Linked DNA regions of Homo sapiens: region 1 is linked to region 2. A link is an interaction called in ENCODE POLR2A ChIA-PET data of the cell type or tissue named here. Cell type or tissue: PC-9. All regions are shown on one strand. Each heading gives the region's core, and the rest is flanking DNA. Links, peaks and the distances in the headings are about the cores only. Region 1 has its middle 28 kb from the start of MDS2. Region 2 holds the start of LACTBL1 (lactamase beta like 1).

Evidence for each region. Peaks named below come from ENCODE experiments on the same cell type or tissue, not always from the same donor. Only the 100,000 strongest peaks of a DNase experiment are listed, where the experiment ranks them.
Region 1: POLR2A ChIA-PET joins it to region 2 with 7 read pairs; 1 of 35 experiments calls an interaction of 5 or more read pairs at or near these places.

What each region holds. Positions count from the first base shown.
Region 1 is chr1:23,591,087-23,606,943 of GRCh38, forward strand. No RefSeq gene overlaps it. Among named protein-coding and RNA genes, the nearest start is that of MDS2, 28 kb to the right of the region's middle. RefSeq lists enhancers at 5,703-6,500, 7,299-8,096, 8,097-8,894, 8,895-9,692, 10,058-10,117 and 5 more. In PC-9, for the core only: no CTCF peak of the experiment used is centred there; DNase peaks (open chromatin) are centred at 7,415 and 9,405; H3K27ac peaks cover 1,559 bases.
Region 2 is chr1:22,963,422-22,979,278 of GRCh38, forward strand. It overlaps LACTBL1 (lactamase beta like 1), which reads right to left and starts at 9,445. Exons shown (of 8, transcript NM_001289974.2): 1 at 9,351-9,445; 2 at 8,884-9,010; 3 at 1,869-2,004. The coding sequence starts at 8,895. RefSeq lists an enhancer at 1,011-1,511. In PC-9, for the core only: no CTCF peak of the experiment used is centred there; a DNase peak (open chromatin) is centred at 8,460; H3K27ac peaks cover 1,272 bases.

The sequences.
Region 1 (15,857 bases), core at 5,125-10,124, 630 kb after region 2:
ATGGGGTTTCACCACGTTGGCCAGGCTGGTCTCGAACTCCTGACTTCAGGTGATCCGCCCGTCTCGGCCTCCCAAAGTGCTGGGATTACAGGCGTGAGCCACTGCGCCCGGCCAACCTCAACGCCTTTGCACTTGCCTTTCCTTCGCCTTGAAATGTCTTCCCCACATCTTTGTCACCTCCTTAGGAAGCCTTCTTTGACCACTCACTCAATTAGCCACTTGGTCACTATCTTCTTGTCCTGTTTTACTTTCTTTAGGGCACTGGCCACCCCTAGAGATGATCTTGGTACAGTACCGGTTGGCTTGTTTGTTGTCTGTTTGCCTCTATTAAAATGTAAGCTCTAAGAAGGCAGGGATCTATCCCTGCGCACCTAGGGCCGTGTCCGGCCCTCAGCAGATGCTCAGGAGTCTGTGAAGCTAACAGCTGCTAGGGTGGGTTTCTGCAGCCTGGAAGAGCCTGACAGGGCTGCGGCTTTCTGATGGTGGAGGGCTGGTGATGGGCACCAGGAGGGACAGATGTTTGGATATTGAACTGAGCTGTTGACACAGGTTAGAAAAACTCGTCCTCTTTTGGGGGAAGGGCAGGGTGGGGTGAGAAAGAGTTTAAAATAGGTGACCTTTTCAAGCAGATGCGGGAGGAAGGAAGAGCCCGCTGACATCACAGCTGAGAGGCCCAGAGCTCGGTTGTGGCCCAGGGGCCAGCGCTACCAGGGCAGGCCCCCAGCCTGAGTCACTCCCACCTGTAAGTCAGGCGACCAGGCCAAGCCTGGGGGTGGGGGCACTGTTCTGAGAGGCATAGGGCGGGCAGAGAGAGGTGGCAGCTGCTGCCCACCCGGGACCTCCTCCTTTCGTCCCTCAGGCCTCCTCCAGCCATTCACTGTCCTCGGCATTATGGAGGCCTGGGCAAGGCACAGGTCCTCGGTTTCCCCATCTGGAAAGGGGAGTGGAGGGGGAGGAAGGATTTGGGCTCAAAGGTCTCAGAGGATCAAATCCAGGCATCTCTGTTTGTCATAGATGACCTCACCCCAGCTATTGATCTCCACTCCCTTGCACCCACATCTGCCTTGTGTTCCTGTCTCTGGGCCCCCATTCAAGCTCTTCATCCTCCTCTTCCCCCGTTCCCCAATATACTAGTACCTCCTCTCCTAAGCAAACACTTTCCACCCTCCAGGCTTGGGGAGGCTGGGTGCAGGAGAGGAAGGAACATGGGCTTTGGAGCCTGACAGCTGGTTCCAGATCCGGCCTTGTCCCTGACACCTTTCGTCTATTGTCACCCTTTTGACCTCAGTTTTCCTTTCTGTAGAGTGGGTATATCTACCTTCTACATTGTGGTAAAGATTTTTTTTAAAAGCCTGTTGTGAAAGTTTGTTTCCTTTGCCTTTTTTTTTTTTCTAGTTTGTTACTGCTGCTCTGAAGCTTTTCAGCATTTCTTGAAATAATGAATTCCAGTAACACTGATAGCTCTTGGCCGGCCCACCATGAAGCCCTTGATCCCAGCCTGGCTGAGAATAGACTGTTTCACACATCACTAACTCTGCCCCAGCCTCTGGCTCAGAGCTAGTAGCAGGACATGAAGGTTTACTGAACACCAAACAGATGGTGAGTGCCCTGCTAAGAACTTCACATACATCTGCCCCCTCCATCCTCCTCACTGTGAGGAAGTGTCATCGTCCCCACCAGAAAAACAAGGACTGGGAGGTGTCCTGACTTGCCCAGGCAGAGACTGGTGAGTGATGAGGCTGGAAAAGTGACAGGGCCCAGTTCTTGAAGGGCTCTGAATATATTTTATCTTTTTAATCATTTTATTATTTTTATAGAGATGGGGGCCTCACTATGTTATCTAGGCTGGTATCCAACTCCTGGCCTCAAGTGATGCTCCCACCTCAGTCTCCCAGAGTGCTGAAATTACAGGCATGAGCCACCATGCCCAGCTGAATACACTACCTTAAGGGCAGTGGAGAGGTTTTAGACAGGGAGGCAACATGATCAGACTTGGGCTGAAGGCTGGGTGGGGTTGAGATAGGTAGGGAGGAAAGAGAAGGGTAATAGTTTGATTTCTGCTTCCCAGAGTTGTAAGAAGGGTGAGCTTGCCTTGTCAAAGAGGGAAGGTGATTGGGCAGGGCAGATGGGAACACAGCTAACACCTGTGAACTGGAATGAGCCATGTGAGCTGGGATTGGGTGAGAAGCTTGGGATGGGCGCACGTTGCCTAATACATGGCCTTAGGCAAGTTATTTGGCTTCTCTGAATCTCAAGTTTCTCATCTGTAAAATGGGCTTAATCACAGTATAACTTCCTGAGGAGCCGTGAGACTTCAGCAAGATAATTAAGACATGCAAAGCACTTACTTGGACCAGGGCCTGGCATAGAACAAGTGCTCAAGAACCACCAAGCACTGTGAAAAGCGAGACATCATCGTGATTTTTATTGTAATCCTCATGGCTCTTGGGATAGCCTTTCCAGTCGGCTGGGGGCTTCAACTCCCAGGAGCATTCCCAAGCCCAGCAGTTTCAGGTGGGCTCTGTTAGCTGATGTTTCCCTGCTTCCTGGCAGGGAGGGTGGGAATGGCAGCCAAGAGTGCAGGTGTCACGTCCCCTCCCTCCCCATCTATTTCCAGCGTAGCTGCCTGAGGCCACTGCCAGGTGTGGGTGGTGAGTCAGAGCCAGGCTGAGAGGACAAGGCAGCCCCGGGGGCCTGAAGCTGTCTCAGCCTCCCTCCCTCGGCCTTTCCCATGGGCATTTTGAAGGGGGAAGGCTGGGCCAGTGCCCAAGGGTCCTCCATCAGTGTCACATAGAGGACACAGGGTAGAGACCCAAGGTCCCCCAATCTACCTCTTTGCTGGCTGGAGGTGGGGGCAGAGGCCATGTTCTATTCATCTCTACCTCCAAGAATATCTAAGACAGGGCTTGGCACATAATAGGGATGCAAGAAATGCACGTTGACTGAATGAAGCAATGTTTGTTCAGGACTTTAGAGGAGCAGGATTTGTTCATGAGAACAGACTATGAGCTCTGCAGACAGACAGACAGACAGAGAGATAGACAGGGTTTATATGACCCCGGATAGGGGAATTTGCCTCTCTGAGCCTCAGTTTGCTCATCAGTGAAATGGGGATAACAATGTGTACTTTATATTAAGGACTGTTGTGAGGTGTAAGTGGGGCAACCTCAGGAAACTGTCTACTGTGCCTGAGACTATATCTATAATAACATTGATCACATTTTGTTGCAAGTATGTATTGCCATATTTGCCCCTCTCTGGATGGTGAGCTCCCCTTGGGTCAGGACAATAGTAAGTAGAGGCTTCTGAGACAGGAAGGTATGAACTTGAATCCTGGACCTATTTTTACTTTACTGTGTGACCTTGGACAAATCACACACCCTCTCTGAGCCTCAGTTTATTTATGAAACAGAAATGGTGACTGTAGAGGCCGTGGTGAGGATTAAAAGAGGCATGTTGTGCAAAGCACCCAGTCCAGTATCTGGTACCTGAAGGCAACTATATCATGGAATAGGAACAGGCTTCAAATGGATCAACAAGGACCAGCCCTCATGGCTGGGTGAATGGAAAGATCTTGGGCTGGCAGTGAAGAGACGTGGGCTCTGGAACTGACTTTGAAGCCAACTGGCTGAGAGTCCTGGGACAAGTCCTTCAGCTTCTCTGGGCTGAGCCTCACATCTGTAAAATGAAGGGCTTGGATCCCGTGGCCCAAGGGTCCTTCTGGCTCAGCATACTCTGGCTGAGGCAGGTAACCTTGGCCAGACCCTGTGAGCTGACTCCTCAGTAAGAAGCAGAACATGGAAGATCCTGGTGTGTCCCAGATGTGTCTTGAGTCCATGAAGGTAGTCAGTCAAGTACACCCTGGCCCTGGCCCCAGCAAGCCACAGGGATGAGCCTGGGGCCTCTGCAGGCAAAGAAGATGTGCCCAATGCACACAGCTAATGAGCAAGCAGGCAGGTGAACCATGCATGGCTGGCCCCAAGATCAAGGCTCGCCACACTGCTTCCCGTAGGCTGCCCTCCCCCAACCCTGCCCTTATGCACCTCTCATCCTGGTCTGTCCTCAGGGCACGCTGTGAAGCAGGCCTTGTTCCTCATTTTATTAATGCAGAAACAGGCCCAGCAGCGCTCAACTGCAAAGTCAAGGAGACAAAACTTGAACTTGGGGCCTCCTGCTCCCAGGCCTTTCCTGCTACACTTAGGGCCTTTCGCAGGGAACTTTCGTTTTCTTTTTTTTTTTGAGATGGAGTCTCGCTCTGTCACCCAGGCTGGAGTGCAGTGGCGAGATCTCGGCTCACTGCAAGCTCCGCCTCCCGGGTTCACACCATTCTCCTGCCTCAGCCTCCCGAATAGCTGGGACTACAGGCGCCCGCCACTGCGCCTGGCTAATTTTTTGTATTTTTAGCAGAGACAGGGTTTCACCATGTTAGCCAGGATGGTCTCGATCTCCTGACCTCGTGTTCCACCCGCCTCGGCCTCCCAAAGTGCTGGGATTACAAGCGTGAGCCACCGCGCCTGGCCGGAACTTTCTTTACCTGAATGTCACTGCCCCCTGCTCTGACCCTCTCACCCACCCAATGTCCTCTCCTTGTCCTCAGCTCGTCTTCCTCCAGGCCATCATCCCCCTGGCTCTGACTGCATTTCCTAAAGTGACTCTGACAATCTTGTTCTCACCTAATGGCATTCATTCATTCATTCATTCATTCTCTCAACAAGTATTTGTTGAATGGTTTCTATGGTGCCTGGCTCTGTTCCAAGCCACCAGGAACACAAAAAGATGAACAAAACAAAGTCCCTATCGTCATTTTACAAAACAAAATAAAAATCTCTTGTCTTTATAAATTACCCAGTCCCTGGTATTCCTTTATAGCAGTACAAGAATGTACTAACAGGGGCTGGGCCTAGTGGCTCATGCCTGTAAACCCAGCACTTTGGGAGGCCGAGTGGGAGGATCATTTAAGGCCAGGAGTTCAAGGCCAGCCTGGGCAACATAGCGAGACCCTCTCTCTACAAAAAAAAAAAAAAAAAAAAGTTAGGTGGGCATGGTGGCACATGCCTGTAGTCCCAGATACTCAGGAGGCTGAGGAGGGAGGATTGCTTGAGCCCAGGAGTTTGAGGCTGCAGTGAGCTATGATCACACCACTGCACTCCAGCCTGGGTGACAGGGAGACCCTATCCCAAAAAAAAAAAAAAAAAAAAAATTGGAATAACACATGTGGCACAAACTGACAAAGCCTCAGACTGTGTCGCCTTCACCATGGGAAGTTCAGTGCCAAGCACAGGGTCTAGTGTATAATAGGTGCTTAATATGAGTTTCCTGGGTGAATGAGTAGCCTTTGACCTTCTCTGTTGACTGGGTCCCACACTGTTGGGACAGCACAAACAACTTTACTTAAAGGTAGTTTCTGGGTACCAGTGCAACCCAGGCTGGCGACAGCAGGCGTAGAAGCAGGGCTAAGCTGGCTTCTTAGTCATGGCCAACACTTTCCTCCATTTTGGATTCTGTCTGTCCAGCCCCCAAGCTTAGCCTTTCCCAGACTGAATCTCTCTGCCTTCTAAGACACTGGAATGCTTCTTCCCCCACCCCATGACAGCTCTCACACTTGGCAAAGCCCAGTCACTGAAGTAGTTATGTCAGGTAGGCTGGGCCTTTTACTTAGTTCCTTCGAGTCTCTGAGCCTTTGGCTATTGCTAGCACAGTGGTGGGCCCATAATAGGTGCCCAGTAAGTATTTGTTAAATGAATGAACAAACGAATGATGAATGAATGAGAGAGTGAATCAGGACTCAGTGAATCTGCAGCTCTACTGAGCTCTCTGCTGGTAAAGCTCTGGATTGATGTGTGTGTGTGTGACCTTGGCACTTCTGGGCCCTGGTTTACCTTGGAAATGAATAGGTTTGATGGAACTGTCAGAGGCATTTGAACCAGGAACTCCATCTTGAATAGGGGCTGGGTAAAATAAGGCTGAGATCTACGGAGCTGCCTTCCCAGGAGGTTAAGGCATTCTTAGTCACAGGATGAGATACGACGTTGGCAGAAGATACAGGTCATAAAGACCTCGCTGATAAAACAAGTTGTAGTAAAGAAGCCGGCCAAAACCCACCAAAACCAAGATGGCGATGAGAGTGACCTCTGGTCATCCTCAGTGCTACACTCCCACCAGCACCATGACAATTTAAACACAAATGCCATGGCAATGTCAGGAAGTTACCCTATATGGTCTAAAAAAGGGAGGAATCCTCAGTTCCAGGAATTGCCCACCCCTTTCCCAGAAAACTCATGAATAATCCATCCCTTGTTTAGCATATAATCAAGAAATAACCATAAAAATGGGCAACCAGCAGCCCTCAGGGATGCTCTACGTATGGAGTAGCCACTCTTTAATTCCTTTACTTTCTTAATAAACTTGCTTTCACTTTACTGTATGGATTCACCTCAAATTCTTTCTTGTGCAAGATCCAGGAACCCTCTCTTGGCATCTGGATTGGGACCCCTTTCTGGTAACAGAACTAGCCCCATCCACCCGTGTCCATAGTGGCATGCTGGACAGACAGGGAACATTGCCATGCTTGGCCTCCCCACCATGTACACACCCAGATTTTGATGAAACTCAAAAATTGTTGTGTGGAAAGCAAAGCCCTAAAATGATTTGCAACCATCACAATTGTTGACCCAGGAAATAGCAGCTCACTGTGGGTTGGGGCTTACAATCCTCAGTGCAAGAGCAAGACTTCCTTTTGTTCTCCTCAAGGAAGCAGATGGCAGAGCCTAGGGTGTGAATGACATTATTACAGGGATTCAAGTGTTCGTCTCTTTATCTAGTTAACGACTATTTATGGAGCATTTTCTAAGTCCTTGGCCCTGGGGATGCAACAATGAGCAAGAAGCCCTTTTGGAGCTTACATTCTGGTGGGAGAGACAGGAAGTTCAAAAATAAAGATACATATTAAATGAGAGGATCTCTGATAATAAGTGTCATGAAGGAAATCACCCAGTGCTGGGTTAGAGGGGGAAAGGGAAAGTGGGTTACCTTAGCAGGTTCCCAGAGCTTCACTGAAGAGTTTTATTTGAGCTGCAACTAGAGGATGAGAAGGAGCTGACCTTGCAAAAAGCAGAGGAAAGAGCACGGCAGGCGGAAGGAACAGCATATGCAAAAAGCTGTGAGGGGGAAAAGGGATGGTTGGGAATCCTTTTTATTTTTCTAAACAAGCAAATCAATATGAAACTATAATTATTTAGTTATTAGTAGTGCCAGATTAATTTTTTCATTCAGCAAAACAAGCCCCTACTGTGTAGCCAGCCCTGGTTTAGGCCCTGGGGACAAACAATGATGAATGAAAGCGACATTCTTGTCGCACAGGTCCTGGGCCTGGCACCCCATGGAGATGAGCTGGTCTGATGTTTGCAAAGGGCTCCCCAGCTTGGATCCTTGGGGAATCCAAATAAACCCTGCGGGTTCTGGCATCCCAGGCCTCCCTCCAGCCGGCTGGCGGCTCCAGGCCTCCATAGGCAGGCGGTTTCTCTGTTTCCTGCCTTTCCCTCCCCCACCCACCTGGGCACAGAGGGTCTTTCATCCATTGTTACTGCTTCCTGCCCATCCATCTCCAGCTGCTGGTCTGAACCCTGCAGATTTACACTGACAAGCGGATGCTTTTACCAGGACCCTCGAGGGGGATAGGGAGGGGAGTGGTGTGGAGTGTTAGGGGGAGGGGGGGAAGGAGGACCAGAGCTCTGTGACAAGGAAGAGTTTCCTGCTCTGAAGAGGTGTTAGACCCTGAGGGCTGAGAGGACGGGAAGCAGGCCTCTGTCCCCAAAGCCTCCCTGACCACGCTGGGGGAGGGGGTGATTTATGACCCCTGACCTGGCAGGGCCTCCAGTCCCCTTGGACTGGGTTTGGGTTCAGCTACATCTTCCCTGGCTAAGGGATGCACTGGGCTTGGAGTCAGGAGACCTGGGTTTCCGTACCCTTTCCACCAACTATCAGCTGAGTGACTTAGGAAAGTTTCTTAGCCTCTCTGGGCCTCAGTTTCCTCACTGGACAGGGGGGTCTGATAACCCATGCCTAGCAGAGGTTATTGTGAAAATGAATATGATCATGTAGGATAGATGGTTGCAAAATACCATAAAATGAAGAGCATTTTCTCCCCTGGAGCTCTTTCTCCTTCTATCCAAAGAAGAAGGTTATAAGCTGGCTTCTGTTAAGGCAGACTTGATTTAGCACCTACTGTGTGCCAGCTGCTGTTTGGGGTATTGAGGATAAGGAGACACAAGTTCTTGCTCTTAAATGAGACAGACAAACGAACAGACATGCAGCATGCAATTGACTGCAGCATTTGGACACAGTGGCCAAAAATGTGGCTCTGGAGCCAGGCTGCCTGGGTTCATTTCCCAGCTCTGCCACTTGCTGGTTGTGTGGTCTTAGGCAAATTATTTAACCTTTCTGCACCTCAGTTTCCAAAGTCTGTACAGTGGAGGCAATAATTGCCCACTGCATAAGATTGTTGTGAGGACGAAATTATTTAATACTTGTAAAGCATTTAGTTTATGCCTGTCATACAGAAAGTGCTCAATAAATAAAGTTATTATAGGTGCTGATGAAGTCAACATGGAGTGGGGAGGGCATGGCCAGCCAGTACTATAGATGAGGAAGACTTTATGAGGAGCTGAGTCTTAAATGATAGGTGTGAATGAATCAGCAACAGGAAGGACGCGGTGGCTCACGCCTCTAATCCCAGCACTTTGGGAGGCCGAGGCACGTCGACCACCTGAGGTCAGGAGTTCGAGACCAGCCTGGCCAACATGGTGAAATCCCATCTCTACTAAAAATACAAAAATTAGCCGGGCGTGGTGGCACCTGCCTGTGGTCCCAGCTACTCGGGAGGTTGAGGCAGGAGAATCGCTTGAACCCGGGAGGCGGTGGTTGCAGTGAGCCGAGATCACGCCATTACACTCCAGCCTGGGGTGACAGAGCGAGACTCCTCTCAAAAAAAAAAAAAAAAATGCCAGGCACGGTGGCCTACACCTGTAATCCCAGCACTTTGGGAGGCCAAGGTGGGCAAATCACTTGAGGTCAGGAGAGTGCCTGTAGTCCCAGCTCCTTGGAAGGCTAAGGTGAGAGGATCACTTGAGCCCAGGAGGCGGAGGTTGCAGTGAGCCGAGATGGTGCCACGGCACTCCAGCCTGGGTGATGGAGCAAGACTCTGTCTCAAAAACAAACAAACAAACAACAACAGAAGAAACATCACCATGTCTGTGAGCTGATTCATTCAGCTGGTGGTCTAGCTTCCGGCTTCATTCATCCACCAACTCTTCCGTGAGCATCTACATAGTGCAAGGCACGTTCCTCTCTGCTGGGGCTATAAAACAAAGCAGAGTTGGTCCCTGGCCCTGGAGCTCACCATTCATACGGGGAGGAAATGAGGAAATAACCTGTTTCATCAAATGACCAGAGACTGCTACGGCCTCTGGAGCTGCCCCCAGGCAGATTCTCGGTGGTTTGCAGACTTCTCAAATGAACATGCCCCAAACCAGATTCCCACACCCAACCCTCCTGCTTGCAGGTTCCCCTGATTAGGAAATGGCACCAACACCCTGCAGGCGCTCAGGCCAGAAACCTGTGTGTCCCCTCCAGTACCCTCCACACTAACCCACCACTCATCCCATCCATCTGCAGCTCCTGTGACTTTTGTTTCAAGGACATGTTTGTAATCCATCTTCTGTTCTCTCTGTTTTCCCATCTTAGTCCAGGCTGCCATCACTCCTGCCTGGATGCCACGTCGGTTGCCTAACTTGCCTTCTTGCGGCCTTTGCCTCTAATCCTTATCCCACACAGCAGTCAAGAACAGGCTTCTTCAAGCCAGGCACAGTGGCTCACGCCTGTAATCCCAGCACTTTGGGAGGCCGAGGCGGGCAGATCACCTGAGGTCAGTAGTTCGAGACCAGCCTGGCCAACATGGTGAAACCCTGTCTCTACTAAAAATACAAAAATTAGCTGGGCGTGGTGGCGGGCGCCTGTAATCCTAGTTACTCCGGAGGCTGAGGCAGGCGAATTGCCTAAGCCCTGGAGGCGGAGGTTTGCAGTGAACAGAGTTGGAGCTACTGCACTCCAGCCCAGGCGACAGAGCAAGACTCCATCTCAAAAAAAAAAAAAAAAAAAGAACAGGCTTCTTCAAAGGCAAACCACATCCCCCAGTTTCACTGCTGAAAACCTTGCTTCAGTAGCTTCCCACCGCTCTGGAATCAAACCAGAAGCCTATGCACATCCTTAAAGCCAGCACACATCTGGCCTTGCCCTCTTCCAGCCTCCTCCTGCACGTCTACACCCTTTTCCCCATGTGCGCTGGCTTTTTAGTTTCTTGAGCCACCAAACTCACTCTCCTGGAGATGCTCTTCCGCTCTTTCTTTGCTGGGCTGGCTTCTTCTCACCCTTCCGGTCTCAGCTTATATCTTCCCTCCTTCCAGAGGCTTCCCTGCCCATCCCAGCTAAAGTAAATCTCCCCTGTCAGTTTTTTGTGCTTTTTTTTTTTGTTTGAGACAGAGTTTCACAATCTCGGCTCACTGCAACCTCCACCTCCCCGGTTCAAGCGATTCTTCTGCCTCAGCCTTCCTATTAGCTGGGATTACAGGCATGCACCACCATGCCTGGCTAATTTTTGTATTTTCAGTAGAGACAATGTTTTGCCATGTTGGTCAGGCTGGTCTTGAACTCCTGACCTCTCATGATCCACCTGCCTCAGTCTTTCAAAGTGCTGGGATTACAGGCATCAGCCACCACACCTGGCTCCCTGTCAGTCTTTCTCAGCACTGTTTCCTTCATAGCACTTTGTAATTATTTTATTTGTTGACTTTTATGTCTGTCTACCCCCTCTAGAGATCAGGAGCGCCTAAATGCAGCATCCAGGCCTGTCTTGTTCCTTAGGGTTCCTACAGCCGACAGCCTACTAGCCTCCAGCCTCCAGCCTCCAGTGCCTGCCAGAACTGGCCCTCTGTTCATGTTGCCAAATACTGAGACTCGATGGGTCCAGACCACTCTGTTCAGTCACCCGCAGTGACTCCCAGCTCCCCTTTTGCTCACCCAGAATCACGCTCTCTCCTCTCCCCAGCCTCAGTGGAATAACTTGTGGGTTATCTTGTCATTTATCAATCTCTAATAAAAGCCAGATTATATTTAGAACAGGTGAAAGCAACGATCTAACATCTCTGAGAGGATTTTCCACTCCCATCTGCCTTTCTACTACAATTTGGTTTCCTGTGGTGGTTGCAGAGACTGCCGAGCCAGCCAGCTTTGTTATTCTGGGGTGCAGAAAAGAGCCTCAAAAGAAAGCCAAGCCCCTCTTCTTCCACCCTGCACAGAGAAAGAAATGAGGTGTCTAGTGCATGCGCCTGGTGTACAGTGGGAAGCCTGGGATGAGGCCTTGTGCTCATTTGCTGTGTGACCTTTCCCTCTCTGAGCCTCAGTTACCCACCTGTAAAAGGAAGGGGTTGGAGCATTAATTACTAAAGGCCTGTGACAGCTAAGATTTGGATGGCACCATGAGCCAACGGTTCTTTTACACTCCTGGGCATCGGTTATATGGCAGTCCCAGTTCTTTCTATGAAATGAAATGTAGTTGATGCCTTTTTTAGTGTATGTGCAGATGCATGCAAATTAACACAAAATAAGAACCCCAGAGGCTCTCGTTCACAGGACCAAGGTCTGGCCAGACCTGGGATGAAAGAAGAAATGTAGTTCATGTTTCCAACACTGCTTGGTGTCTTTCCCAACATCCCACTCTACAGAGAGGAAACTGAGGAGGGAAAGTGACTTGCCTGAGGCCATGCAGCAAGACACTGACAAAGTACAATTAGCAGCCAGGTCTCCTTTCTAGCACTTTCCTTACCTCATCTTCCTGCCGTTTAGCCATAGGCCTGGGGATAGGAACCTAGCTCTAAGGAAAGTTTGTCCTCTAGTTGACACAAAGTGAACTTGGATAAGCTTCCTAAAGTTCAAACAAAATACTTTTTTTTTTGACAGTATCACTATGTTTCCAAGCCAGAGTGCAGTGGCGTGATCATTGCTCACTACAGCCTCCATTTCCCCGGCTCAAGCAATCCTCCCACCTCAGCCTCCTGAGTAGCTGGGACTATAGGTGCGTGCCACCACACTCAGCTATGTTTAAAAAATGTTTGTAGAGATGAGGTCTCACTATGTTCCCCAGGCTGGTCTCAAACTCCTGGGCTTAAGCAATCTTCCCAGAGTGCTAGGGTTACAGGCGTGAGCCACCACACCCAGCCCCCAAATACTCTGTCTTTGGAGCAGGGAGAGGTGAGTTATTTTGGTTATGTGATTGGGGGGATGAATCAGAATGGAGTTGCGGAGAGACCATTCCATGTAGGGGGACCAGCATATGCTAAGATGTAGACGCAGAAAAAAAGCACAGCCAAGCTCAGAAGTTGTTTATAAAGACAACTTCAAGACGTGCCGGCCAGGCATGGTGGCTCATACCTGTAATCCCAGTACTTTGGGAGGCTGAAGCGGGTGGATCACCTGAGGTCAGGAGTTTGAGACCAGCCTGGACAACATGGCGAAACCCCATCTCTATTAAAAATACAAAAATTAGCTGGGTGTGGTGGCACATGCCTATAATTCCAGCTACTCAGGAGGCTGAGGCAGGAGAATCACTTGAACCTGGGAGGCGGAGGTTGCAGTGAGCCAAGACCACATCACTGCACTCCAGCCTGGGTGACAGAATGAGACTTGGTCTCAAAAAAAAAAAAAAAAAAAGACATGCCTCCCCACTGTGTCCCCTTCTAATCAGAATGCACCCCTCACCCACCACCAACGGAGTCTCTTTTAATTAGAAATTCCAGAAACTCCATTACCTGTAAGATAGAGCACATGTAGAGAAATCATGAAAAACAAGCCTGGGGACCAAATTGTAAAGCCTGAAATGGCAAGCTTAGGAATACGGACTTTATTCTGAAAGCAATAGGGAGCCATCGAAAGTTTTATGGCAGTGAGAGAAGTGATCAGATTCATATTTAGGGTGACCTGATTGCCTGCTGGTAGCAAGGAAATCAGTCTGAAGACTGAGGCAATAGTTCCAGAGGTAAAGGCAAAGGCCTGAACCGGGTCTACATGGCAGGGATGGAGATGGGCATTTGTCTGAATGGAGCAGACTGAGCCTGTTTGGATGGGGAAGCGAGGGAGAGGACTGAGAACTGTGGGTTCGCTTAATCCAGTGAGCAAGGGTGCTGAGGTCCCTCTGTCCTTTTCACTACTGGCTATTTCCCCAAGCTAGTGCCCATGCAGAAGGTGAGGCTGGGGGTCAGTGGAGCAACTGCCTGCCGGCTATACAGGACAGAGGGCAGCTTGACTTTGTTCCCTGGAGATGTTTATTCTATTCTTTGGGCTTATTAAGGAAAGACCTCAGGGCCTTAGGGGACCACAAGTCAAGTATTTCTCAAACCTTCATTTAGTACCCACTAGGGTAAAGTTCTAGTGTAGTGGACAGATATATTGAGGCTATATTTTCTGAACATCAAACTGGGACACATGAACTGCATAGAAGTTTTTCAGATTTGACATTTGTTTATATGAAAAGTCCTTTAATGACATTTTATGGGTTGAATTGTGTCCCCCCAAAATATATGTTGAGGTCCTAACCCGTAGTACCTCAGAATGTGACCTTACTTGGAAATAAGGTCGTGGCAGGTATAATTAGTTCAGATGAGGTCATACTGAAGCAGGATGGGCCCTTCATCCCATATGACTGGTGTCATTATACGAAGAGGAGAGAGACACACAGGGAGAATGCCACAAGATGACGGAGGCTGAAACTGGAGGGGTGTTTGTCGAAAACCAGGGAATGCCAAGAACTGACGGCCACCACCAGAAGCTAGGAAGGGGCAAGGAAGGACTCTACTCAGATTCTTAGGGATAGCACAGCCCTGAAGACGTCTGGATTTCAATCTCAGGTCTTTGGAACTGGGAGAGAAAACGTTTTTGTTGGTTTAGGCCTCCCAGCTTGTGGTACTTTGTTATAGCAGCCTAGGAAACTAATAGCATCTAAATCAGGCCAGGCGCAGTGGCTCACGCCTGTAATCCCAGCACTTTGGGAGGCCGAGGCGGGTGGATCACCTGAGGTCAGGAGTTTGAGACCAGCCTAGCCAATATGGTGAAACTCCATCTCCACTAAAAATACAAAAATTAGCCAGGCGTGGTGGTGCACACATATAGTCCCAACTACTTGGGAGGCTGAGGCAGGAGAATCGCTTGAATCCGGGAGGCGGAGGTTGCAGTGAGACAAGATCATGCCACCACACTCCAGTCTGGGTGACAGAGCGAGACCCTGTCTCAAAAAAAAAAAAAAAGGCCGGGCTCAGTGGCTCACGCCCAGTAATCCCAGCACTTTGGGAGGCCGAGGCGGGTGGATCACGAGGTCAGGAGATCTAGACCATCCTGGCTAACACGGTGAAACCCCGTCTCTACTAAAAATACAAAAAAAATAGCCAGGCATTGTAGCGGGCACCTGTAGTCCCAGCTACTCGGGAGGCTGAGGCAGAAGAATGGCGTGAACCCAGAAGGCGGAGCTTGCAGTGATCCGAGATGCCGCCACTGCACTCCAGCCTGGGGGACAGAGCGAGACTCCGTCTAAAAAAAAAAAAATTAAATCACATGTAATTGTCTGTTTGGGCCCCCACTGATCACCACTTCTAAGGGGGGGCTCTTCTCTGGAACAACCGTGTATAGGTCCCCATTCCCACGGCAATGCTTTGAGGGGCTTTTTGCCTGGGCTCTGGCTGCTCCCTGGCCCCTCCACTCAGCGACTTCCCTCCCCTCCCCTCTCGGCTCCAGCACATCATCTTCTGTTTGGGCTTTTCCTCCGGTTGCTCCCTCCATGTTCCCCCCCGCCTTTTCTCCCAACACCAGCTCCCACTTCCCCTTCCTTAGTGGAGTAGGTAAGAGCAGACCGCCTGGTTTCAAGTCCTGGCCGTGCCATTTCCTAGCATCTAGCAGTGAGAACTTGGGCAAGTTCTTCCCTTCTCAATGCCTCAATTTCCTCAACTGTAAAAGGGGAATACTAGCAGTTCCTAGCTCACAGGGTTGTTTGAGGATGGAAAGGTATTAAAAAGCCTTACGGGGCCTTAGCTCTTTAATTTGGCTTGTAGTAAGCACACAAAAGTGGTTATTATTATTATATTATTTTAGAGATAGGGATGATTTTAGAATGCAGTAGCACGATCATTGTGCGCTACAGTTTCAAACTCCTGGGCTCAGGTGATCCTCCCATCTCAGACTCCACAGTAGCTAGGACTACAGGCACATGACACCACACCTGGCTAATGTTTAAATTTTTTGTAGAGATGGGGTCTCGCAATGTTGCCCAGGCTGGTCTGAAACTCTTGGCCTTAAGTGATCCTCCCACCTCAGCCTCCCAAAGTGCTAGGATAACGGGTGTGGGCCTCCATGAGTGGCCTAGAGTGGTTATTATTACCTGCTTGGCCTACTGGCCTCCAGAATGCCTCCCTGACCACTGACTCAGCCTCTCGCTGGATTGTGTTACCCACATGGTATTGGAGCTCTCTGCCTTGCCTGTCTCTTCCAGACTGTACTCTTCTCTGGGTAGGAAAGGGGCTATTCTGCATCCTTGGGTCCTAGCATGCAGCAGGTGCTCAATGCACGCTTGTTGAATGACCCACTGAGCAGAGAATTGGCTGAGGCCAAGAAGGTCTGGGATGTAGAGGTTGGGGACAGCTTTCATAGGACAGTGTGCCCATCCTTCTAGAAGTGAGAGTCTTTTTTTTTTTTTTGAGACAGAGTCTCGCTCTGTCGCCCAGACTGGAGTGCAGTGATATGATCTCGGCTCACTGCAACCT
Region 2 (15,857 bases), core at 5,972-10,971:
CAGGCCACAGCTCCTGGTTGGTGGTCACTGTACTCCCCTCTCTCTTGCTTAACCAGCTTCCCATCTCCTGTGGTCAGTGGACTTAGACCATTCTGGCTGCGTGGGGCAGGCTCAGCCACATCTGTCTGTCTGACCTGCTGTCGTCCTGATTATGTGTTTGGGTGGACTTCGAGCCCCACTTAGGACCCAGGCCTAAACCACAGCGACAACTCATTCTCTCACCAGAGCTGAGCATCAGGGCTTTGGGGGCCTGAGTCTGTTCTGCCTTTGTCCGGGTGTGTGGCTTCCTCGGCACCTCAGGCGAGAAGGTGAAGTGCTGGCAGGACAGGATTCAGGCTGTGATATCATCACAGCAGCACCCAAGCCTCTTCCTCTAAGGCTGGAGTGGGGTGTGAAGGGGGATGAGCATCCTCCAGGACTATTAATACATCCTCCTCGTCTTCCACTGTGCCCTGAGACTCCACCCCAAAACTGAGACAAGGTCCCTGCGGTAGGTTTCATATGACCATAAATTCTTGAGACAGAGTCTCACCCTGTTGCCCAGGCTGGAGTACAATGGTGCGATCTCAGCTCACTGCGATCTCAGCTCACTTCAACCTCTGCCTCCCGGGTTCAAGCGATTCTCCTGCCTCAGCCTCCCGAGTAGCTGGGACTACAGGCGTCCACCACCACGCCCGGCTCATTTTTGTATTTTTAGTAAAGCCAAGGTTTCACTATGTTGGTCAGGCTAGTCTTGAACTCCTGACCTCAGGTGATCCACCTGCCTCGGCCTCCCAAAGTGCTGAGATTACAGGCATGAGCCACCGTGCTCAGCCATAAGACCATAAATTCTGTCAGCTCCTTCCACCTTCGAAGCTGGCTGGCTTTGTGACTTGCTTTGGCCAAAAGAATGAGGCGGAACAAATTGCGACCTTTCTAGGCTAAACCTTAAGGGGCTTACTCCCTGCGAACACTGCCACCTTGTGGACAGGTCTGGGATAGCGGTCTTGAGAGCAGGAGTCCACGCTGAGGGAGACACCGCCCCCCTCAACCCGACCCCCAAGCCGACTTGCCCAGTGCACCAGAGAGAGCCCAAGCTAGACCAGCAGCAGAGCTGCCAGCCAGCCCACAGAATCATGGGAAATAATCACTTGCTTTGTCTGAAGCCAGTAGGCTTTGGGGTGGTTTGTTACTTAACAATAGATAACTGACGCAGACCCAAACAGGAAAATTACAAACCTTAGGGAGGATTTCTCAACAACCCCATGACATGGGTTTCACAGAATAGGGTGGTCCCAGCTAGAGCCTAGGCTTTGCTCAGCCTGGGACCCAGGTAGGGGCTAGTGTCCACAGTGGTGCTCCTCCTGCTTTAATTGGCAAACAAAGGGCCTGGTAGTTATCACTGTCAGTGGTGGCTCCTTTATTGGGCCTTGACCCGTTCAGGAAGGAGAGGCTCCAAGGCTTGGCAGCTGCTGCCCCTGAACACCTGTGAGTTGTTCCTATTGAGGTCTTAGATACAGCTGCAGGAAGGTCTTGAAAGGGGGCTGGAGCCTGGAGATTCCATCATGGTGGCCAAAGGCAGAGGAAGGGAAACACCGTTTGCTCTTCCTTTGGTGTCCTTGAATTTTACCCCCAAACTGGGTGTCTTGAAGAAACCCCAGTGGCATCAGGATCCTCATTTTATACACGAGGACATCGAGGCACAGAGAGGCAACAAGACTGTCCCAAAGATGCACAGCTAGTGAGAGCTGGACTCAGAATGGAGTCCAGAGCTTCTGAGTCTAAATCTTATGGTCCTCCCCTACACACTAGAATCAGGGGTGGCAGCTCAAAGCCCAGGAGGACCCAGGGGGCTATGGGGAGGAACTCAAGGCTGTCTCTGCACTCACCGGTCTTCAGCTTGGGGAGGTGATACTGCCACAGGAAGCAGCCAGTCATGACCACTGAGAGCAGGCAGAAGAAGCTGCAGATGGCCGGGAGGAGCCACTTCTTCTTCACTTTCAGCAAGTTGGGCCACCAGCCATCCTGGGAGAGCAAGGACATAAGGTACAGTCCCCTTGGGGGTCAGTCAGAGGGAAGAGAGGGACCCTAACCCTGGCCCCTCCTAGGCCTCAAGTTAGCCAGACATCACAAGAGCCCACAGCTTTGGATAAATTTCACAGTTGTGAAACCAATGCCCTTCCCAGTGTGACTCTTTCAATAGTTCTGCCCTCCAAGAGCACCCACCCCTTTGCTTGCTGTACCTTGTTCCCCTATGGACTTAGTGAAATATCGTAAGACCAGCTGAAATGCCACCTCCTCCAGGAAGCTTTCCTCAACTCTCCTGTATTAGTCTGTTCTCACGCTGCTAATAAAGGCATACCCAAGACTGAGTAATTTATAAAGGAAAGAGGTTTAGTTGACTCACAGTTCAACATGGTTGGGGAGGCCTCAGAAAACTTGCAAGTATGGCACATATTTCATTCTTCTACTTATATAAAATGTCTAGATAGACAACCCATAGAGACAGAAAGTACATTACAGGTTGCCAGGGGATGGGGGTAGCAAGGAATGAAGAGTCACTGCTAATGGCTATGAGTTTTTGTGGGGGTGATGAAAATGTTCTAAAATTGATTATGGTGCTAATGGCACAATCTTGTAAATATGCTATAACCACTGAATTGTACACTTAACAATGGTGAATTTTATGTCATATGAATTATATCTCAATACAATTCCTTGAAAATAATAGTACCTACTTGTATTCAGTTGCAAGGATTAAATGAGTTAATAAATTAGAACAGTAGCTGGCACACGGTAACACTACATATGTGTTAGCTATTATTGATTGCCTCCTATGTGCTAGGCACTGAGCCAGATATTGAGGATATACTGATGAACAGAAAGGGACTCTTTCCTGCCTTTTGGAGGTTTACAGTTTTACGAGGAGATGGGTGTTAACCAAATACATTGCATTAACTCCTCCTTGCCTACCTCCCTTTCTCAAAGGCACATCTTCCACTTCTGTCCTACAAACGTGGTATTTCTCCCCCTTCCCTCCTCTGTCCTCAGTACACACGCAATCCCTCAGTGGTGAGTTACCAAATGAGAAATGAAAGGAGACATCACTACAGATCTTACAGAGAAATATTATGAACAACTTTGTACCAATCCATTTGACAGTTTAAATGTGGACAAATTCCCTGAAAGACACAATCCCCAGGTGATCTCATGCACAAGGACACCAGCCACATGCTCATGGTTTCCGATTCTCTTCTGCCCAGCTCTCTCCCCTCTACTTCAGACTCCCATTTCAACTGCCTTCCGAGCATTTCCACCTGGAAGTCCTCAAGCACCTGGAACTCAACATCCAAAACAGAAAACTCACTTGTTTCACCCCCTCCTCCTTCTCTCTTATTTTCAACATCACCTCATGGCACCTGCCTCCACTTAGTCATGCTTCAGGGTCTGCCTGGGCCCCTCTATCTCCTTCAATCCCTACCTCCAGCCAGTCATCAAGCCCTCCTGGCCTGTTACAATTAGAAAATATTTCAAGCTTACTGAAAAAAATACACTGGGCCCAGTGGCTCACTCCTATTATCCTAGCACTTTGGGAGGCCAAGATGGGAGGATCACTTGAGCCCAGGAGTTTGAGGCCAGCCTGGGCAACATAGTAAGACCCTTTCTCTACAAAAAAATTAAACATTGGCTGGGTGAAGTGGCTCACACCTGTAATCCTAGCACTTTGAGAGGCCAAGGCGGGTGGATCACTTGAGCCCAGGAGTTCAAAACCAGCCTGGGCAACATGGCAAATCTTCGCCTCTACAAAAAATACAAAAATTAGCCAGGTATAGTGGTGTGTGCCTGTAATCCCAGCTACTCAAGAGGCTGAGGTGGGAAAATCACTTGAGCCTGGGAGGTGGAGGTTGCTGTGAGCCAAGATCACACCACTGCACTCCAGCCTAGATGACAGAGTGAGACCCTGTCTCAAAATAAATAAATATAAAAATAAAAATTAGCCAGGTGTGGTGGTATATACCTGTGGTCCCAGCTACTCGGGAGTCTGAGGTGGGAGGATTGCTTGAACCTGGGAGGTCGTCGAGGCTGCAGTGAGCCATGATTGCACCACTACATGCCAGCCTGGATGACAGAGCAAGACCCTGTTTCTCTCTCTCTCTCCATATATATACACACACACACACACACATACATAGATATACACACACATATACACATATATATAATGGTTCCATACATATATATATAGAGAGAGAGAGAGAGAGACAGACAGACAGACTTATAATGTAATGAATCCTTGGGCACTCAACACTCGACTTTGTTGAATCTCAACATTTTATCATATTTTCTCATATATTTACATTTTTCAAATATGCTATGTCCTTGCTTATTTACTTTGTCTGTTCAGTTTCCCCATCCCATAAGGATTGTTGTTTGTTTTGTTTACTGAGGTATTCCCAGTACCCAAAGCAGTTCCTGGAACATAGCAGACCCTAATAAATATTTGTTAAATGCCTGACTGGATGAAAATAAAACATCCTAGGTGGAGTTGAAGTCCTCTGTGTACCTTTCATGGATCTCAGTCCCTTCCTGCTCTCCCCAAATGTAACACCCATGCTTGATCTTGGTGTTTATCATAATTATGCACGTGTTTATTCTTTTACTATGTGTTTATGTTTCCATAAACAGCATGTAGTATTGTTTTTTTTGAACGTAAATAAATGATTTCATACTGTATAATCCTCCTGCAACTTGCTTTTTATTCAGTTAGCTAACTACAATTCTGGGTTATTCATTTTGACTTCTGTGGAGTGTGTTGTTGTATAAACATACTGGGTAGTGTAGTAGTTAGAGCCCGGGGCCAGACTACCTTAAAAACGTGACTATTTCACAGTCCAGTTGGGAATCCTGTGCTAGAAGTGAAATTTCTGGGTAGCAAGGTACAGCCATCTTCAACTTAGCCACATACTATTCTGTTCCTCTCTAAAGTTGTCATTCCAATTTATGCTCGTCCCACCTTTGATTCTCATTGCTATTAATATTTCTAATCTGCATCTTCTTGGTGACTAATAATGTTGAATACCTTTTCATGTATTTATTGTATGTATTTGGGTTTGATTTTCTGCAGTTGGACTGTTCTCCCTTGCCTGGTCTTTTTCTATTCTCTTTTCTTTACTTATTAGAGTTCTTCATATACTCTTGTTTGTGGCTTGATTTTCACTCTGTGTTGATAACTTTTGTGGAGAGACAGAATAGTGTAGTGGTGAATCCATGGCCAGATTGCCTGATTTGCAATCTTAGCTCAGCCACTTACCACTGCGTGACCTTAAGAAAATCACTTAACCTCCCTGTGCTTCTGTTTCCTCACCTGTAAAATGGGGACGATAATAGTGCCTAACTCATAAATTTGTAAGGATTAGATGAGTTGATGTATAAAAATAACATTGTCTGACACATTGTAAGCCCTGTTAGCTATTACGGTATTTGGGGATTGTTTTGAGACAGTCTCACTCTGTCACCCAGGCTGGAGCGCAGTGATGTGATCAGTTTTTGCATTTTTTGTAGAGACAGGGTCTCACTATGTTGCTCAGGCTGGTCTCAAACTCCTGGGCTCAAGCAATCCTCCCACCTTGACTTCTGAAAGTGCTGGGATTACAGGCATGAATCACTGTGCCTGGCCAACTATTACAGTATTTTTGAATAGGAGGGCTTTTGGTTTTGATTTTGGTTGTTGCCAAATTTATCAGTATTGTCTTTTTGGTTTGCATTGTGTATATGGTGCGTGTGTGTGCTTAAGAAATCTTTCTTTTCACAGAGGTCAGAAATAGAGGTTTTTGTACTTTTACACACAAAAGAATTTTTGGTTATAGAATAAAGTAGGGATCCAATTTTATTTTTCCATTTGGATAATCAATAGTCCAGCACTATTTATTAAATACACCAACCTGTCCCCCACTGACTCATATGCCAACTCTGAAGTATATCAACAGTCTGTACATACTGACATCTGCCTTCTGGGCTCTGTTCCAGGAGAGTCTTGCTGAGTTTATGTTCCATCCCTCCCTGTCCAACCCTGCACTCTCTTCCACAACAAAGATCTCTCACATGTTGAGCACAGTGTGCCAGACGCTGTTCTACAGGAAACAATCTGGCAAGAGAGACTTTCTATGATCCGACTCCAGCGAACTCCGCCAGCCCATTCCCTGCCCCTCCCCTGCCCCCTGTGTCTTTATGCCCCCACCTCCCGCATCATTGCCCCTCTCTGTACTTTTGCACCTGCCATTCCTTGGGGCTGTGGTTTCCTTTTATCCTTTTCCATCAGAAAAACTGTGTTCTTCCCTTAACACCCATAGGCATCTGTGAAGCCTTCTCATTCTTCCCCAGGCAGAGCCGCTCATGGTAACTGGCTACTACTGGCTTCTTTGTCTGGGTCCCTACAAGGTAAGGATTCTCTCCAGCACCAGCAGAGAATTCCCTCCTGGCTCTTATGCCTTGGACACCTAGTACCCCACCTGGCACTAGCAGGTTCTCAGGAAATTCTTTTGAACTTTACATGGTTCTGCAAGTTGAAAGACTTGGGTTCAAATCTTAACTCCACTCCTGAGTCAGTTGTAACTCTGGACAAGTCTCTTCCCCTCTCTGAGCCTCTACTTCTCCAGGTGTTGAAGAGGGTTGGCTACTTGTAAAGAGTTTACTTTTACATCTGGAAATCTTGTGTGATTTCAAAAGTGTCTTTCAGCTGTAGAATCTAGGGTTCTCACTGAAATCATCTTTGGTCATAATATTCAAAGACTGGAAACAACCCAAATGCTCCTCAATTGGTGAGTAAATAGACAAACTATAGTACGTCTGTACAAGGGAATACTACTCAGCAATGTAAAGGAACGAGCTACTGATACATGCAATAATGTGGATGAACCTCAAAGCATGATGCTAAGTGAAATAAGCCAGACTAAATGGTTACAGACTATAGAATACAACTCATAGAACATTCTGGAAAAAGCAAAATGATAGGAACAGAAAACAACTCAATGGTTGTCTGGAGGTAGGGATGAGGTAGACTACAAAAGAGCAGAAGGGACTTTGGGGAGGTCATGGAACTGTGCTATATGTTTATCGTGGTGGTGGTTATGGGATTTTATACATTTGTTGAAAGTCATAGAACTCTGGGAGGCCGAGGCAGGAGGATCACTTGAGTCCAGGAGTTCAAGACCAGGCTGGGCAACATAGCAAGACTCTGCCTGTACAAAAAAATAGAAAAAAATTGCCAGGCATGCTGGCATGCACCTGTAGTCCCAGCTACTTGGAAGGCTGAGGTGTGAGGATTGCTTGAGCCCAGGAATTAGAGGCCGTAGTGAGCTATGATCATGCCACTGCACTCCAGCCTGGGCAACAGCGCAAGACCCTGTCTCAAAAAAAAAAAAAAAAAACAACTCTTAGAACTGCACAGATTTTATTTCATGTAAATGATACCTCAATTGTTATAAAATAAAGCAATTAAAGATCCCAAAAGCATTGGGATTCTCTACCTGTTGGAGGAGTAACCCCAGATACAAAGGAGTGAATGGAAGGCTCTCAGATATTGCCACTGGATCATATGGAAGATACTCCCCTCCTGGCATGAACACAGAGCTGCAGGGGCAGTGAGGACCCCTTGGTGGGAAGGCAGCCTGCTATCCCCTAACTGGCACCTAAGGTGTAACCAGCAGATCCTTAGCTTATTTTTAGGTGAAGAATAAAATTCAGAGGCATTAATTGACTTGCTGAGTCCATGGGCAGTGAATGGCAGAGCTGAGATTCAAGCTCTGTAAGATGCACCACCCCCCTCCTCCTCAAAATGCAGCTGGGATCTCTACACCCCCAATTTGTAGCCCTCCTCTGGGGCCTAGCCTCATCTCGTCTGTCTCCAATCTCAGGATTTATTCCAGCAGACCCGAAGATGGGTCAGTATTTAATCTCTAAGCTGCTTGCCAGCTGCTCACAGTTTGACTTGCAGTAGCCACTAGAAATCTCTTTCCTTTCCCTTCCCAGCTGGAAATTGCTGGCAGTAGGGGAGGGCCCAGGAAGAACCAGGCTCTCCCAAACCCCACCTATAACACGGCTCCACCACCCCCCAACCCCTGCTCCTTCTCAGGTGTTCTGTGCCCCAATCACCCTCACCTCCTTCCTCATGCTCACGGCCCACTCTGGGACAACTACTCTTTGTCCAGTTATTCATTCAGAAAACAATCCCCGAGGGCTTGCTGTGCTCTGGGCCACATCTGCCCCCAAGGAGCCAGAAGGACAGTGGCATAATCAGACACAAGGGCCTGGGGCCAGGGAAGTAGGACTTGACTCTGGCTCTGCCGTTACTAGTTCTGGACAAATGACCTCACCCTTTTGAGTCTCAGATTTCTCATCTGCATAATGCAGATAACAATTGTTCCTACATCTTATAGGGTTTAGTTGAGAATAAATAAGATAGTGCATGCAAAGCCCATAGAGAGCTGTTCACCAGTTGGTAGCTAGAGGTGTAATAAAGGGCTTCAGGGCTCACAGATACAGATGAGCTCAGCCTAGGGGGAGGGAGGAGGAGGAGAGAGTCATTGAACAGGTAGTTAGGAATGAGCTTGGGTCACTCCAGGCAGAGGCCTCTGGGGATGTAAAAAGGAAGAGGAGTTAGTTTCTGGTTTGTTTTGATAATTCAGTGAGTTTATGTAAAACATTTGAAACTGTTCCTGGCCTGCAGGTGCAAGCTCTAGAGATGATGATGATGATGATGATGATGATGATGATGATGATGATGATGATGATGAAGGTAACGTGGGGGGGATTTAGCCCAATATTTGAAGCCAGAAGGACGGTGGCATGGTCAGACATGTGTCAGAAGCTGACACATGGTGACAGCTTCTTGAGGCTGTGCCTCACCTGGGTCTTCATTCTCTCCAAGGCATGGAAGATTCTGGCTCTTTGAGGATTCAGGTCTACACCACAGGAGATCCCGTAAGCAGGAAACTGAGTCAGAGGAGTGAAGGCAAAAAGAGGTCCTGAGGGGCTGGAAAAAGAGGAGGGGGACAGAGAAAAGCTAGAAAACAAGGAGGGTAGACGAGGATGCGGGGGATCAAAGCAGCCCTCCTCTTCCCATGGCTCCCCCTCCCAGGTGAGAGAAACAGCAAGCTCAGAAACCCCTGCCAGGTGACCCGGCATCCCAGTTTGTCCAGGACTGTCTTGATTTTAGCACTGAAAGTCCTGCATTCCCAGAAACCCCTCAGTCCTAGGCAAATGGGACCATTGGTTACCCTGTGTGCCCCGCATTGAATTCCAGCTCCTCTTCCCCACCCCCAGCCTGCAGAGAACAATCTGGTCAGGCCCTCAGGCTCTTGGCCACAACTTACCCTCTCCAGAAGGTACCAGCAAGAACAGGGCAGTTAGGGCCCCAGTTTGGCTGACAGTGCCTCTGGGAGTCCCCTGTGTTCCAGAGGACAGGAATGGCTTCCTGGGCTCTGAGGCACAGGCTTTACCAAGCTCTCCAGGGGCTGGCAGATGTGGCGCCTAATTTCCCCGGTGCTAATCCCTCAGAGTGCCTGCTGCCATGGGGATTAGCTTCTGGGGTCCCCAAGCAGCGGGGAAGCGGGGGAGATCTGTCAGGGAGCATTGGGTAACATCATGTGACCCGAGTGCTCCAGGCTGGTGAAGAAAGGAACACTCTCTCCAAAAGGAGTGTCTGCCAAACCCAGTGTGGAAAAGGGATGTCAGGAGGCCACCAGGGTCATTTCCAGCTGGGAAGGGAAAGGAGAGAGATTTCCAGGCTTGGTCTGACCCCACACAAGCTCCTCAGGCACCTCTGAGGAAACTGGAGCACAAAGGAACCCAGTTTAAGGACCACTGGGGTCAGCCTAGTTGTGAAATATTCAGGTAACCTGGGTCCAAATCTTAGTCTGTCACTGCCAGTGTGAGCCTGTGTGACCAGGGATCATAACCTCTTTGCCTCACATCTATAAAATGGGGACAATAATACTAGCTTGGTTAGCGTGCAAGTTAAATGGAATGCGCTCTTGAAGCAGGCAGCCCAGAACCCGGCACCTAGTAAGTGCTCCATAAATTTTGGCTTCTTGTCATGGACTTGGCTTTTTTTTTTTTAAAGACAAGAACAGCTGAGCATGGTGGCTTATGCCTGTAATCCCAGCACTTTGGGAGGCCAAGGCAGGAGGATGGCTTGAACCTAGGCGTTCGACATCAGCCTGGGCTGAGACCTCGTCTCTACAAAAAATTTAAAAATGGCCAAGTGTGGTGGTGTTGCCCTGTAGTCCCAGCTACTCTGGAGGTTGAAGCTGAAGCATTGTTTGAGCCTGGGAGGTGAAGGCTGCAGTGAGCCGAGATAAGATTATGCCAGTGTGCTCCATCCTGGATGACAGAGTGAGACTCTGTCTAAAAAAAAAAAAAAAAAAAAAAGACAAAGTTGTGCTCTGTCACCTAGGCTGGAGTGCAGCGGTGCAATCAAAACTCACTGCAGCCTCCAACTCCTGGGCTCAAGCGACCCTCCTGCCTCAGCCTCCTGAGTATCTGAGACTACAAGCATGCACTACTATGCCCAGCTAATTATTATTTTTTAATTGCTTTTGGTACAGATGGGGGTCTCCCTTTTTTGCCCAGGCTAGTCTTAAACTCTTGGCCTCAAGTGATCCTCCCATCTCTGCCTCCCAAAGTGCTGGGATTATAAGTGTAAACCAAAAATAAAATTCTAAGGCCCCCAACCGTCTGAATGGACTTCCTCCTCAGCCAGCACATTCTTAAAATTTAACCTGAAAGACCGAAAGACTGGTTTAGGCCTTGACGGGGAGTAGGGGTCAAACGTGCCTCATCATACTTCTCCAGCATAACATCACATAACAAATAAGGAAAGAAATCAAAATAGTTTAACCCCAAATATATTTCCTTGTTATATCTTGAAATTGCCCTGCAAAGTTTGACTCTTGTGGGAAAAATCTACATTCTGTAGAGAATCCTCCTTTTCCTCTTCCATTTGCAGACCCAGGAGATAATCAACAGTCAGGAACCCTTTTAAGTCCCATAAGAAAACATTTTATAACCTATTCTCTCTGAAGCCTGCTAGCTATAAACTTCTTCTGCACAATAAAACTTTGGCCTCCCCAGTCTTTTATCTTAACCCAAACATTTCCTTTCTATTGATCTCAGGTCCTCAAACTCAACCAATTGTCAACTAGAACATTTTAAAATTTACCTATAGCCTGGAAGCCCCCATATCGAGTTGTCCCACCTTTCTAAACCAAACCAATGTACATCTTAAATGTATTTGACTGATGTCTCATGCCTCCCTAAAATGTATAAAATCAGCCAGGCGCGGTGGCTCACGTCTGTAATCCTAGCACTTTGGGAGGCCGAGGCGGGCAGATTGCCTGAGCTCAGGAGTTCAAGATCAGCCAGAGCAACATAACAAAACCCTGTCTCTACTGAAAATACAAAACATTACCCAGGCGTGGTAGTGTGCACCTGTAATCCCAGCTACTTGGGAGGCTAAGGCAGGAGAATCACTTGAACCTGGGAAGCGGAGGTTGCAGCGAGCTGAGATCATGCCAGTGCTGTCCAGCCTGGGCAACAGAGCAAGACTGTCTCAAAAACAAGACAAAACAAAAAAAAAGCTGCACCCCAACCACCTTGGGCACATAATCTCAGGACCTCCTGAGGGCTGTGTCATGGGCCATGGTCACTCATATTTACCTAATATTTCTCTTCAAGTATTTTATAGAGTTTGACTCTTTTTGTCGACATAGGTGTGAGCCACCACTCCCAGCCATGACCTGGCTTTTATGTCAAACTTCTACCTGGCCCCTATGGCAGATATCAGATCTCTCTCTGTGAACATTCTAGAAGATTTTCTATTGATTTTAGTTGATACAAAAGATAAAACATATATTCCTTCTCAACATTAGATGAGGTTGCACATTGGGGTTACTTGGAGAGCTCTTAAAAACCACTGGTGTCTGGGTCCCACTGCAGAGATCCCCAGAGGCGCAGCTTGGATGCCGCAGCCTTTGAAGACTCCTTGGTGATTCGACTGTGTGGCCAAGGTTGAGAATCAGTGCCCCAGATCAGTGTGTGTCCCACTTACTTGTGGGTAGGAGCATCCTAGCGATTGTGTTACATGGTAGGTTCTGAGCCAGTGAGTCGGGGTGGTATCTGAGAGCCTACATTTCTAACAAGCTCCTAGGTGATGCTGAGGCTGGTGTAAAGACCACACTTTGAGGAGCGAGGCTCCTCTGCAACTCACGGATCACACCAGCCTCCACCTCATTATTTCAACGGAGCCTTGAATTGCTATCTCCTTCTACTAATGCTCAGGATTGGGGATGGATGGAGGCAAGCCTTCTAGATCTTCTTCTGTAGCCCCCATAGCCAAAAATCTGAGTGATTTTGTCCAAACTTCACATTGTATGGCTGGCAAAAGAGGCTCACAGAGGGGAAATGACTCACCAAGGTCACATAGCAAGTTTACTGACAACAATTGATCTGGGACCCAGGTCTTTTTCATTGCACTTGGCTGTTTGGTTAATCTTCTCTGTGGCTCAGAACTGGCAGCCCGCTTCTTGGACACAGACTGCCTGTTGACAATGTACCACATACGGTCTTTAGAGCCCCCTGTGCTATGTCCTCTGGTCTCCACAATCCCAGGAGGCAGCTTCTATTCTGTCTCCATTTTACATCCGAGGAAACTGATGCTCCGGAAAGGGAGGTCCCCAAGAAATGGCAGAACTGGGTTTGGACCCAGGAGTCCTGTCGTTCCCCAGACACTGACAAGACTCCTCGGTTGCTGTGAGGATTAAATGGAATGTGCTCATGAAGCAAGCAGCCCAGAGAGAGCCTGGCACCTACTAAGGGCTCCATGAAGTTCGGCTTCCTACAATGACTCGGGTTTTTTTGTTTGTTTGTTTGTTTGTTTGTTTTTGAGACAAGGTCTCACTAACACTACCTAACACTAATCAGTCTATGGGCAAAGACTGTGTCTTATTCAGGTCTATGTCCCCAGACCTAGCACTCCTGGGTTCTGCAGTCCTTGCCCCCAGGACACCACCCCCTCCCTGAGAACCACTCCCTTGCTCCTAGCCCAGTTCTGAAGGCAGCCATTTTTCACTGCAGAGACCAGCCCTGCCCCTCCCGAATTTAACTAGACGGGAACCCACAGCGTGTCATACAGCACAGTGGCCCCAGGATGGCAGTAGATGCCCATGTGTAAGATCTCTGGCCCAGCCTGAGCCTCCTTTAAAGGGTAATTTACTTGCATGTGTCTCTTCCTCCAGGCCCTTGTCCAGGGGCTTTCCATCCATGAACCAAGATATTCCCCACAATATCCCCATAGGGAGGAATTATTCACCATCATTTACACACGAAAGATCATGTTCATCCTTTGCCCTTCATGGCCGCTTCCTACTCTTTGGGGAAAAACCAAAAACCTTACATGCGTAGTTTAAACCTATCCAGTAGATGTCCCTATGGGTCAGGCTGCAAGAGTTCAAATTCCAGCTTCCCCACTTATTACCGGTGTGACTTTGGTTGGATTTCTTGGCTTCTCTTGGACCTCAATGTGCTCATCCATAAAATGGGGTAATGAAGTAGAACCCACCTCCTTGCAGGGAGGAGTGAGGATTGCATGAAATAATACACCTAAAATGTACAATCCAGTAGCTGGCACGCAGCAAGTGCTCAGCAAATGTTAGTCACTCTTATTACCATGAGTCTCATTGGCCTCTCCTCCTGGGAGAAACTAATTGTCCTCACCCTCTGCATCAGGACCTTTAAGAAAGAAGAATGTGGGCCGGGCATGATGGCTCATGCCTATAATCCCAGCACTTTGGGAGGCCAAGGCAGGCGGATCACTGGAGGTCAGGAGTTTGAGACCAGCCTGGCCAATATGGCGAAACCCCATCTCTACTAAAAATACAAAAATTAGCCAGGCGTGGTGGTGGGCACCTGTAGTCCCAGCTACTTGGGAGGCTAAGGCTGGAAAATCGCGAACCCAGAAGGCAGAGGTTGCAGTGAACCGAGATCACGTCATTGCCCTCCAGGCTGGGTGACAGCAAGACTCTGTTGAAAGAAAGAAAGAGAGAAAGAGAGAGAAAAAAAAAAAAAGGAAGGAAGGAAGGAAGGAAAGAAGGAAGGAAGCAAGGAAGGAAGGAAGGAAGGAAGAAGAATGTGGGCCAGGCACAGTGGCTCAAGCCTGTAATCCCAGCACTTTGGGAGCCAGAGGTGGGCAGATCTCTTGAGGTCAGGAGTTCGAGACCAGCCTGGCCAACATGGCAAAACCCCATCTCTACTAAAAATACAAAAATTAGCCTGGCATGGTGGCGGGTGCCTGTAGTCCCAGCTACTTGGGAGGCTGAGGCACAAGAATCCCTTGAACTCGAGAGGCAGAAGTTGCAGCAAGCCGAGATCACACCACTTCACTCCATCCTGGGTGACAGAGCAAGAGAAATAAAGAGAGAAAGAGGGAAGGAGAGAAAGAAAAGAAAGAAAGAAGGAAAGAAGGAAGGAAGGAAGGAAAGAAAAAGAGAAAGAAAGATGAAAGAAAGAAAGAAAGAAAGAAAGAAAGAAAGAAAGAAAGAAAGAAAGAAAGGAAGGAAGAAAGAAAAAGAAAGAGAAAGGAAGGAAGAAAGAGGTTGAAAAGATATCAAATCAAAGGCAAATTAAACTTTAAAAAGGGCCAGATGTGGTAGCTCATGCCTGTAATCCCAGCACTTTGGGAGGCCGAGGTGGGTGGGATCATGAGGTCAGGAGATGGAGACCATCCTGGCTAACACAGTGAAACCTCATCTCTACTAAAAATATAAAAAATTAGCCAGGTGTAGTGGCATGCGCCTGTAGTCCCAGCTACTCAGGAGGCTGAGGCAGGAGAATCTCTTGAACCCAGGAGGCAGAGGTTGCAGCGAGCCAAGATTGCGCCACTGCACTCCAGCCTGGGCAACAGAGACATACTCCATCTCAAAAAAAAAAAAAAAACTTTACAAAGGAAAATGTTCCTCCTAAAGGATATATGAAGATACTTAGCATTTTCAGCAGTCAGGCTTTGATTGATTCATTGATTCATCCATTCACTCACTTACCCACTGAGTCATGCAACAGACATTTACTGAACATCTGCCATTCCCTGGGTCTTACACTTGGGTGTGGGGCAAAGCAGATATAGTAACAGATATTCATTGTCAGTGCATTTTTATTGAGCACCTACTCAGCGCTAGGCACTGTTCTTGGTGCTTCAGATATATCAGTGAACAACACAAAGGTCCCTGACCTGGTAGAGCCCATCTTCTAGCAGGGGCAACAGGATAAATAAGTTAAATGCTGCATTACAAAGTGATACATGACCAGGCACAGTGGCTCACGCCTGTAATCTCAATACTTTGAGAGGCTGAAGCAGGTGGATCACTTGAGGCCATGAGCTCCAGACCAGCCTAGGCAACACAGGGGAGACTCTGTCTCTATACAACATTTTTTTAAAAAAACAAAATTGGCCGGGTGCAGTGGCTTACGCCTGTAATCCCAGCACTTTAGGAGGCCAAGGCAGGCAGATCGTGAGGTCAGGAGATCAAGACCATCCTGGCTAACACGGTGAAACCCCATCTCTACTAAAAAAAAAATACAAAAAAATTAGCTGGGCATGGTGGCGGGCGCCTGTAGTCCCAGCTACTCGGGAGGCTGAGGCAGGAGAATGGCGTGAACCCGGGAGGCAGAGCTTGCAGTGAGCCGAGATCACACCGCTGCACTCCAGCCTGGGTGACAGAGCGAGACTCTGTCTCAAAAAACAAAAACAAAAAAAACAAAACAAACAAAAAAAAGAAACAACAAAATTAGCCAGGCGTGGTGGCGCATGCCTGTAGTCCCAGCTACTC